2 separate regions of the Homo sapiens genome follow, and region 1 is linked to region 2. A link is a contact called in ENCODE Hi-C or POLR2A ChIA-PET data. All regions are on one chromosome and are shown on one strand. The core of a region is the stretch at or near the end of the contact, and the rest is flanking DNA. Distances in the headings are between cores, read along the strand shown.

What was found. Hi-C counts contacts between places; a loop is a spot of excess contacts on that map. ChIA-PET counts read pairs that join two places held with the same protein, here RNA polymerase II (POLR2A). Pooled maps may share reads with other maps.
Region 1: a loop to region 2 is called in a pooled map of heart left ventricle, with 2.0 times the contacts of the local background. The contact joins the enhancer-like site here to the promoter of LEUTX in region 2. A Hi-C loop is called at or near these places in 4 of 168 maps with a recorded cell type or tissue (G401, Panc1, gastrocnemius medialis and 1 more) and 1 of 50 pooled maps. POLR2A ChIA-PET finds 5 or more read pairs at or near these places in 3 of 52 experiments (AG04450, Panc1 and activated naive CD4-positive, alpha-beta T cell).

Annotation. Positions count from the first base shown.
Region 1 is chr19:39,951,199-39,955,367 of GRCh38, forward strand. No RefSeq gene overlaps it. Among named protein-coding and RNA genes, the nearest start is that of PSMC4, 18 kb to the right of the region's middle. Within about 2 kb of position 2,438, at least 8 of the 41 ENCODE cell types and tissues checked have a DNase peak (open chromatin) inside an H3K27ac peak, as active enhancers do.
Region 2 is chr19:39,777,403-39,781,928 of GRCh38, forward strand. It overlaps LEUTX (leucine twenty homeobox), which reads left to right and starts at 1,452. Exons shown (of 3, transcript NM_001382345.1): 1 at 1,452-1,525. The coding sequence starts at 1,519.

The DNA.
Region 1 (4,169 bases), core at 1,188-3,687, 170 kb after region 2:
TGGGGAAGTGAAGGAGGGTGCTGACTTGGAGCCCAGTTGGAGCCACACTGGGGACAGCACTGAGGGTTGTTGAGGAGTAGAAGGGGAAAGCCTTCCTGACCCAGCATGGTATGGAGGAGGCTCCAGACAGAAGGAGAAAGGATCCACAGTAGCAGAGAGGCCTGCTTCCCACCCTGCCCTTAGAAAGGTAGTGAGAGAATTGAGCCCTAGGGGTTAAAATCTGAGACAGGACTTGGCTCATCTCTCAGCTGTTGCTTGAGAGGTACCATATAAACCTGGCAGGAGTCCTAGAGTTTGAGATCCAGATATAATTTCCTGAAGGCCTGCATGTATGGAATCTCAAGCTATTTATTAGAATTTTTTACAGTATATATCCAATTGGAAAATGATGTTGTAACTGAAGGACCCCATTCTCAGGTCATTTCTCTTGGTACCCCAGGGGATACTGAGGCCAAGCAACATCACAGAGAAACACGAGCTTCTTTTTCTTTGTAATATCTCATTTAAACTGATCCCAATTACAGAGGATGCATCCAAGGGGGGGAATCTTTTGGGACGTCTGTAGTGTTTCCCATGGTAGAGCTGGTGTCCTGTAATCAAGAGGTCTGGTGAGGGATGCAGCCTCTGACTCTGACAGTCTTCACAATTGCAGCACACATCCTGGTCTGACTCATCCCAGACCTTCAAATCCCTGGCAAGAACTAAGCAAGCCAAAGAGGACAGAGGGAGGAGAGCAGAACGAGGGGGCTTGAGAGCCTTTAGCTCTTGGATTTGCCAGCTTCAACCCACAAAGTCTAGCAAGTAGTAGATTTTACATCAGCTCCAAGTAGAACTTACTCTACACCCACATTTATTTACATGGACTCTAACAAGAAACGAGATGATGTACTAGACAGAGGAAAAATTTCATCTGGCCTAATGAGTAAGGCTTCCTTCCAAGAATCCTGGAGGGTGGCTTCACCCATGCAACAAGGACCAGAAACAAGAACGCATTTCCATTCAGACAACTGACAAAACAGATTATAAACGTCCAGGCTCCACAAAGAAGAATACGGTCAGGGAAAATACTGAGTGGTTTCAGTATTTGAAACAAAAGAGAATTCCAGATTGCCGGCTGGTACCTAGCCCACACATGTCTGGGGCAGTTCCCTAGACCAATCTCAGAAGGGCCAGCCAGAATCACTCCAACTGCCTACGCAAGTTTCCCAGAAGGGCTAACTGGAATCACCCCAACTTCCCACCCAAATTTCCAAAAATAAGGGAGAGAAGGAGAGACAAAAGAAAGAAAGAGGCCCTTATCAATGTCAGACATAAGTCAAGGCAAGGATTGGTTTGGCCGGTTCTTGAACAATCCAGATAGGTTTAGTGATTAATGTATTAAGTTTAGTCTAACATTTCCTTTGACTTGACAAGATGTTCTAGTAGTCCTCACTCATTGTACTCCTGGTGAAAGTTTCAAATCTTGGAAAGGGTAAGAAATACGCAGAGGAGATGGCCAGATATAATCCTGGCCATGCCATTTACTGGGCATCTGGTGAGAGAGAGAGAGAGAGAGAGAGAGAGAGAGAGAAGAAGAAGAGCAGACTCACCTAGGGTCCAGACTTGACTCTCCAAAGCACCAACACCAAAGCAATGGTCCAGAGTGGCCACCTTTGTTACCACCTGGTCAGTTGCCTCTGTCCTCCAGGAAGTCTTGCTAACTCCTGTGGGGACCTAAAATGAGGGTCCCATCTGGGGTACCAGGAGATGTTACAATCATCCTTGGTTCTTGTAGTCTTCCAGGATAGAAATCAAGTGAGATTGCTGGGTGTGGTGGCTCACCCCTGTAATCCCAGCACTTTGGGAGGCTGAGGCAGGTGGATTGCTTGAGCCCAGGAGTTCAAGACCAGCCTGGGCAACATGGTGAAAACCCATTTCTACTAAAAATACGAAAAAAAACAGCTGGGTGTGGTGGTGCACACCTGTAATCCCAGCTACTTGGGAGGCTGAGGCAGGAGAATTGCTTGAACCTGGAAGGCAGAAGTTGCAGTGAGCTGAGATTGTGCCATTGCACTCCAGCCTGGGCGACAAAACAAGACTCCATCTCAAAAAAAAAAAAAAAAAGAAAGAAAAAGAGAATGTTTATTTTAGCTTGTGCACAAGAAAGGTCAGCACTGCAAAAGGAAAAGGGTGGGCTGCACCCCAAAGGGAGCAGGTTGATCTGTCTTATAGGGGCCTAGCTGCTGTGACGTGCCTGTCATTGAATGTTTAGGAGGGATTTCTTTGGTGCCTGCACAGTGGTTCAACACGCTTTTTCATACATTGTATATAACATTAGCATTTTAAATCACCTCTGGGCATGATTTTTAGCATTAAAATAAGGAAAAGTTGAAACAAGCCTAGCTGTACTTGCAGGTCCCTGGGGAAGTCCCTAGGCCCCTAAAGCAGGAACTTGTGGTTACTAGCTTCTTGGGCCTTTGATGCTGATTGGCTGGAGATTAGGTAAGCTACATCTTGAGTAAGGGGCTTTTCTTCTTTTTCTCTGGACCACATCAAAACAGGAAGTCAGCCAGCTTGCCTGTCACAAAACCAGGAGTCAATAAATAAAATGATTTATTATTTGAATAATGTATTTGTAGGTTCTTTTGGGTTCTCTACACATACAATCATATTGCTTATGAATTAGTTTAATTCCTTCCATTCTCATCTTTATAACTTTTCTTTAGGCTTTCCAATAGATAATTGAATAAAAGATATGATGGGGGCATCCTAGTCTTGCTTCTGATCACAAAGAAAATACTTTCCATTGGTTTTTGTTGTTGTTTGAGAGGGAGTCTCGCTCTGTCACGCAGGCTGGAGTTCAGCGGCACAATCTAAGCTCACTGCAACCTTTGCCTCCTGGGCTCAAGCGATCCTTCCATCTTAGCCTCCCAAGTAGTAGGGACTACAGGCACATGCCACCACGCCCAGCTGATTTTTGTATTTTTCTGTAAAGATGGGGTTTTTGCTCAGGCTGGTCTCGAACTCCTGGGCTCCAGTGATCCACCTCCCTCAGCCTCCCAAAGTGCTGGGATTACACGCATCAGCCACTACACCCAGCCTGTTTTCAATATTTTGCTATTAAGTATGATGCTTACCGTAGCATTTTTGAAAGTATACATTATTGTATTAAAGAAGTTTCCTTCTACTTTTAATTGTTTAATCATAAATAGATGTTTAACTTTATCAAATGATTTTTCTGCATCTGTCTCAATGATATTAATATCCATTGTTGATCATTACCTTGATGTAGAGTTGCTAACTAAGATACAAGACCTCCAGTTCAATTTGAATTTCAGGTGACAATTAATTTTTAGTATAAATATGTCCCATGCCATTTATTGGCTAAATCTGGAAACCTGTCTAGTTCCATTATTTCACCAGGGCTTTGCAAAATGGGGATTTTTAATGTATTATTTTCTCTTCATTTATTAACTACAATGCTATTATACAAAGAAGCATCCCCTCATTAATTCTCTGGTTACCCTAAATTGTAGTTAATACAGAAAAAGCAACTTAAATGCTTCAATTTTCAGTTTTAGTACATTCTCTCTAAAGGTAACCAAAACGTGTGTGTGCGTGTGTGTGTGTGTGTGTGTGTGTGTGTGTGTGTATGTAATATCCTTATGAATGCATGGATTTTTAACATTTGAAGTGGTCAAACCTTAGACCAGTGGGAGCTGTCTTGGTTTATGGTACATTTCCTACCCAGAACCACAATCATCCATTTCTAAAAGAGCCACAATTCCTATGATTACCAAATTGTATTTATTTATTTATTTTGAGACAAAGTCCTGCTCTGTTGCTGAGGCTGGAGTACAGTGGCATGATCATGGCTCACTGCAGCCTTGACCTCCTGGGCTCAAGTGATCCTCCTGCCTCAGCCTCCCAAGTAGCTGAGACTACAGACGTGCATCACTACACCCAGCTAATTTTTAAATTGTTTGTAGAGACAAGGTCTCCCTATGTTACCCAGGCTGCTCTCAAACTCCTGGATTCAAGTGATCCTCCTGACTTGGACTCTCAAAGTGCTGGGATTATAAGTGTGAGCCACGTGCCTGGCCCCAAATTGAATTTAGACACTATAATTTGAGCACTAGGGGAGGAACTGCCTTTAATATTTTTAATTTTGTAAAACATTTGCACAGTTC
Region 2 (4,526 bases), core at 202-2,701:
CATTCAAATAATTAAGCAAACAAATGAAGAAGTGTCAGGGGTGTTTTAACGTTAAGTTCTGCAAAATTCCCTGCTATTGGGGAGGTCATACCCTTTGAATATATCACTCTCTTTCCATCCTCATTAGTGTCATAGGGCAACTCCAGGGACTGATTCTAACATTTAAACGGAAAATTTGAGGCCCACTTTATCCTTTCCGATAGGATTTGGGAGTTTCTACCCTTGACTGTGTTAGAAGTGTTCCTGAATTTTATTCCTGTAAAAGACATAGATGGGGCCAGGTGCAATGGCTCACTAGCACTTTGGCAGGCCAAGGCTGGACGATCTCTTGAGCCCAGGAGTTGAAGGCTGCAGTGAGCTATGATGGCACCACTGCACTCTAGTCTGGGCAACAGAGTGAGACCCTAAAACAAAACGTAAAAAGATACAGATGGGTCCTTCAATCATTTGGCCTTCAGGCTACCTGCAATGTTCCCAGAGACAGAGTTCTTTCGCTAGTCCAAGACTTTTCCAAACCAACCTGGTGGGGGTGTGGAGGTTGCGGGAGAGGACAGAGTTGAGGGGTAGTATAAGATGGGCCAAGACCAGAGTCCCATCTCTGCTTCAGAAAGCTTGGGTCCACATTGAGTGTGGGGAGGCCATATCTCATGGATAGAGACTAGATCTGTCTAGTGAATTACACTCACCCCACAAATAAGACCCATCATGGAGAAGAACGTTAGGGGGAGGAATAAATAAATGAGTTAATAAGGTGCCTGAAAGGTGGAGTAAATGAGTAACAGAGGGACAGAGAGAGGGATGCTCAGAGGAAAGAAAGAAGCATGATTCTTTTAATGCAATTTATATTTTAAGTTTCCTTGCTGAAAACTCGTTATGGGCTCCCCAGCTGCCCCCAAATCCATACTCAAGAGAAGATACAAGATCCCCTATGGTTTAGGCTCTGCCAAGTTCTTCACTGTCATCCATTGCTGTCTCAACTGGAAGAGGTTGAACCGAGATGGGCGGGTGAAGGGCTTAACTCCCATCATCCCAAACTCCTAGCAGGATGCCTCCTGCTGCACTCCGGGTCTCACTGGAAGCCGTCCACGCACAGGGCACCTCCTTCACCTTCCAGTTTGAATCATCTTACCAACTTATTTTTCTCTCAGCGCCTTGTTTATTTACTCATTGATCCCAAGTGACATTTTTGAACATTTTATCCATTTTCAGTTCGCTCCACTTTCTTTTGTTTTCTTCCACTCTCTGGAGTCAAGGATCAGTCTTTTTTTTTTTTTTTTTTTTTAAACATAGTTTTATTCCCAGTGCCCTACACAGCATCAGGCATATAATAGGTTCTAAATAAACAGATATTGAATGGATTATTGGAGGGCGTGGTATTAGGGTAGGACAGGGTGGGGACATGATTACATTAAAATTCTGCTTAAATAAGCGGGTCTTTTAGCCCAGCAGTCACATAGACTCAGCTCAGGAGCTCTGCAGCACACAGCTGATCGAACCCACTCATTTCTAGAGGACACCATGTTTGGTAAGTTGGGCGAAGGCAAGAGGCTGGGGTTTCAGTGATTGGGTTGCAGACAAATCAAGTGAGAGGTGTGGGACCTTGTGGTGGCTTCTTAGAAACCACTGGGTAAATTTAGAAACCACTGGGTTATACCAACAAGGATTGTTTGAAAAACACTTTGCAAGGGATTCTAGTAACTTAGGAATTTGTTTCTCCACATCTCTTTTTTAAAGAGATGGGGTCTTGGTATGTTGCCCAGGCTGGCCTCGAGCTCCTAGGCCCTAGTGATCCTCCCACCTCACCCTCAGGAGTAGCTGGGACTTATAAGTGTGTGCCACCATGTCCCGCTAATTTTTAAATTTTTTGTAGAGACAGGATCTCACTCTGTTGCCTAAGGTCGTCTTGAACTCACATCCTTTTTAATGCCTGGTAACTTTCATACTTTTTAAATGTCAGTCCATTGATGGGTATAAAATAGTATGTGATCTTTAATTCCCATTTCTTTACTAACCCGTGTGATTGAATCTGTTCACTCTATTTTAAAGGCCATTCTGTTTTTCCCCTATGCTAATTTTTATATTTATATCATTTCCCAGTTTTTAGTATGTTTTTTTTCTTGAGGCTTAGTAGAATATTTTTGTTGTCTTCTAGACACTAATAATTTATCTCTTATATGTGTTGCAAATATATTCTCCCAGCCTGGCTTGTGTTTTTCAATTTACTTATGAGTACCGTTGTACAAATATTCTAAAAGTTGTCATTGTGATATTTATCAACATTTTCCTTTTATAATTGTACTTGTAAAACGTAGTTTAGAAGTATATTACTGGCTGGGCATGGTGGCTCACACCTGTAATTCCAACACTTTCAGATGCCAAGGCAGGCGGATCTCTTGAGGCCAGGAGTTCAAGACCAGCCTGGACAACATGGCAAAACCCTGTCACTACTAAAAATACAAAAATTAGCCAGGCATGGTGGCATGTGCCTGTGGTTCCAGCTACTTGGGAGGCTGAGACACAAGAATTGCTTGAACCTGGGAGGCAGAGGTTGCAGCAATCTGAGATTGCACCGCTGTACTCCAGCTTGGGCAACAGAGCAAGACTCTGTCTCAAAAACAAAAAAAGTGTATTTCTTGGCTGGGGACATAAATGTAATTTTAGTTACATTTTATTTTAACTTCTTAAAATGATTTGATTCTAATAGAAAAATTATGCATCAACAAGCTCACTTATCAAAACTTGTACCTGGCTCTTCTAATACATTTTCCTATTGTTTAATACTAAACTTACAAAAATACTAATTAGTCGATTTTACATATTGACCTCTCAGCTTGGTAGATGATTTTAAACTCAAAGCCACATCCTTCCTCGATTTTACCTCCTATAACTTATCAATGTGCAGTGTTGCTTTTCTAAAGACCAGTAGAATTCTAATTACCATTCCTTTGATGGAAATTCTACTTCCCTTTAGAAGCTTCTGGAAATTTCTATATATTCCTGGTATTCTGATATTTTTGCAACAACGATCCTTTTGTTCATTTATTGTGCTCATCGTGGAATGTCTTCATTCTGGAAACCCCTGTGCCTCATCTCTCAAATCTTGAATTTTTTTTAATAAATACTTTCATGATACTCTCTGAAACATTTTTTAGTCAGAGATATTTTTAGTCACATAAATATTGCTAGTGCTGGACATCCCTGAGCAGAGATCTTATTTTTTTCCGACCTTTTCACTCTTTTTGTCCACTTTTGTATACTTTTTCTACTTCCTGGAATAGCTTTGTCTTCCAACTCTTCTATTATTGCCTAAGGGTTTCTTTTTAGCTACTGATTTCAAAGAACATTTGTCTTATCAGATTTTCCTTTCTTTTCAAGACTTTCTTGATGTATGAGTGCAATATCTTTTATCCGAGCATATTAATTTTAACATTTATAGATTTTCTTTTTTTTTGTAATTTTTTTCTAATTGTTTTATATTTTTAGTAGAGATGGGGTTTCACCATGTTGGCCAGGCTGGTTTTGAACTCCTGATCTCAAGTGATTCACCCTCCCTGGCCTCCCAAAGTGCTAGTATTACAGGCATGAGCCACCGTGCCCAGCCTTATTTCTTTTCTTAAGAAAAAATGTGGTTATTTGCTGCTTTCCTCCTCTTCTTTCTTTTTCTCTTCCACTTTCCCTTTCTTTTTTCTCTCTTTCTCTCTGTCTCTCCCTCTCTCCCTTTCTTGCTGTCCCCTTCCTGTTTGAGAATTTTTCTTCAATGTCCTGTAAATTTTTGTTCTCCCTTTGTGTCTAAACAAATGCTGAGACACTAAGAGAAACCCATGTGCCCGATCACTTGTCTTCACTGTGCGATAATTGGGCAGCATGTTGGCTTCTGTTTTTCCATGTATTTGCATGAGGAATAAGAGCATCCTGAAAATAGAAACTTTCCTATAAAATAGATGACCATGAGAATCAGGTTTTACTAGATGATGAGGTCTTATTTATATTCTAAACCATAGTAAAAACTCCCATTATGCACTAATACAGTTTGCATATTTGTCCCCTCCAAATCTCATGTTGAAATGTGATCCCCAGTGTTGGAGGTGGGCCTGGTGGAAGGGGTTTGGATCATGAGAGCAGATCCCTCTGAATGGCTTAGTGCCATCCTCATGGTAATGAGTGGGTTCTCTATCTCTAAGTTCACCTGAGATCTGGTTGTTTAAAAGAGTCTGGGACCTTCCCCTGCTGTCTCTTGCTCCCACTCTCACCATGTAACACCTTGGCTCCCCTTCGCCTTCTGTCATGAGTGGAAGCTTCCTAAGGCCCTCACCAGAAGCAGATGCCAGCACTATGCTTTGTGTATAGCCTGCAGAGCTGTGAACCAATTAATTCCTCTTTTCTAATTTACCCAGTTTTAGGTAATTCTTTATAAATGCAAAATGGACTAACACATGCACCAAGCCTGTAATTAACAGACTTGCTTCTTTGGTTACTCACATCTTCCCTAAAGGAGTGAGCTTTCTGGGACCATGTTATTGTTAAAG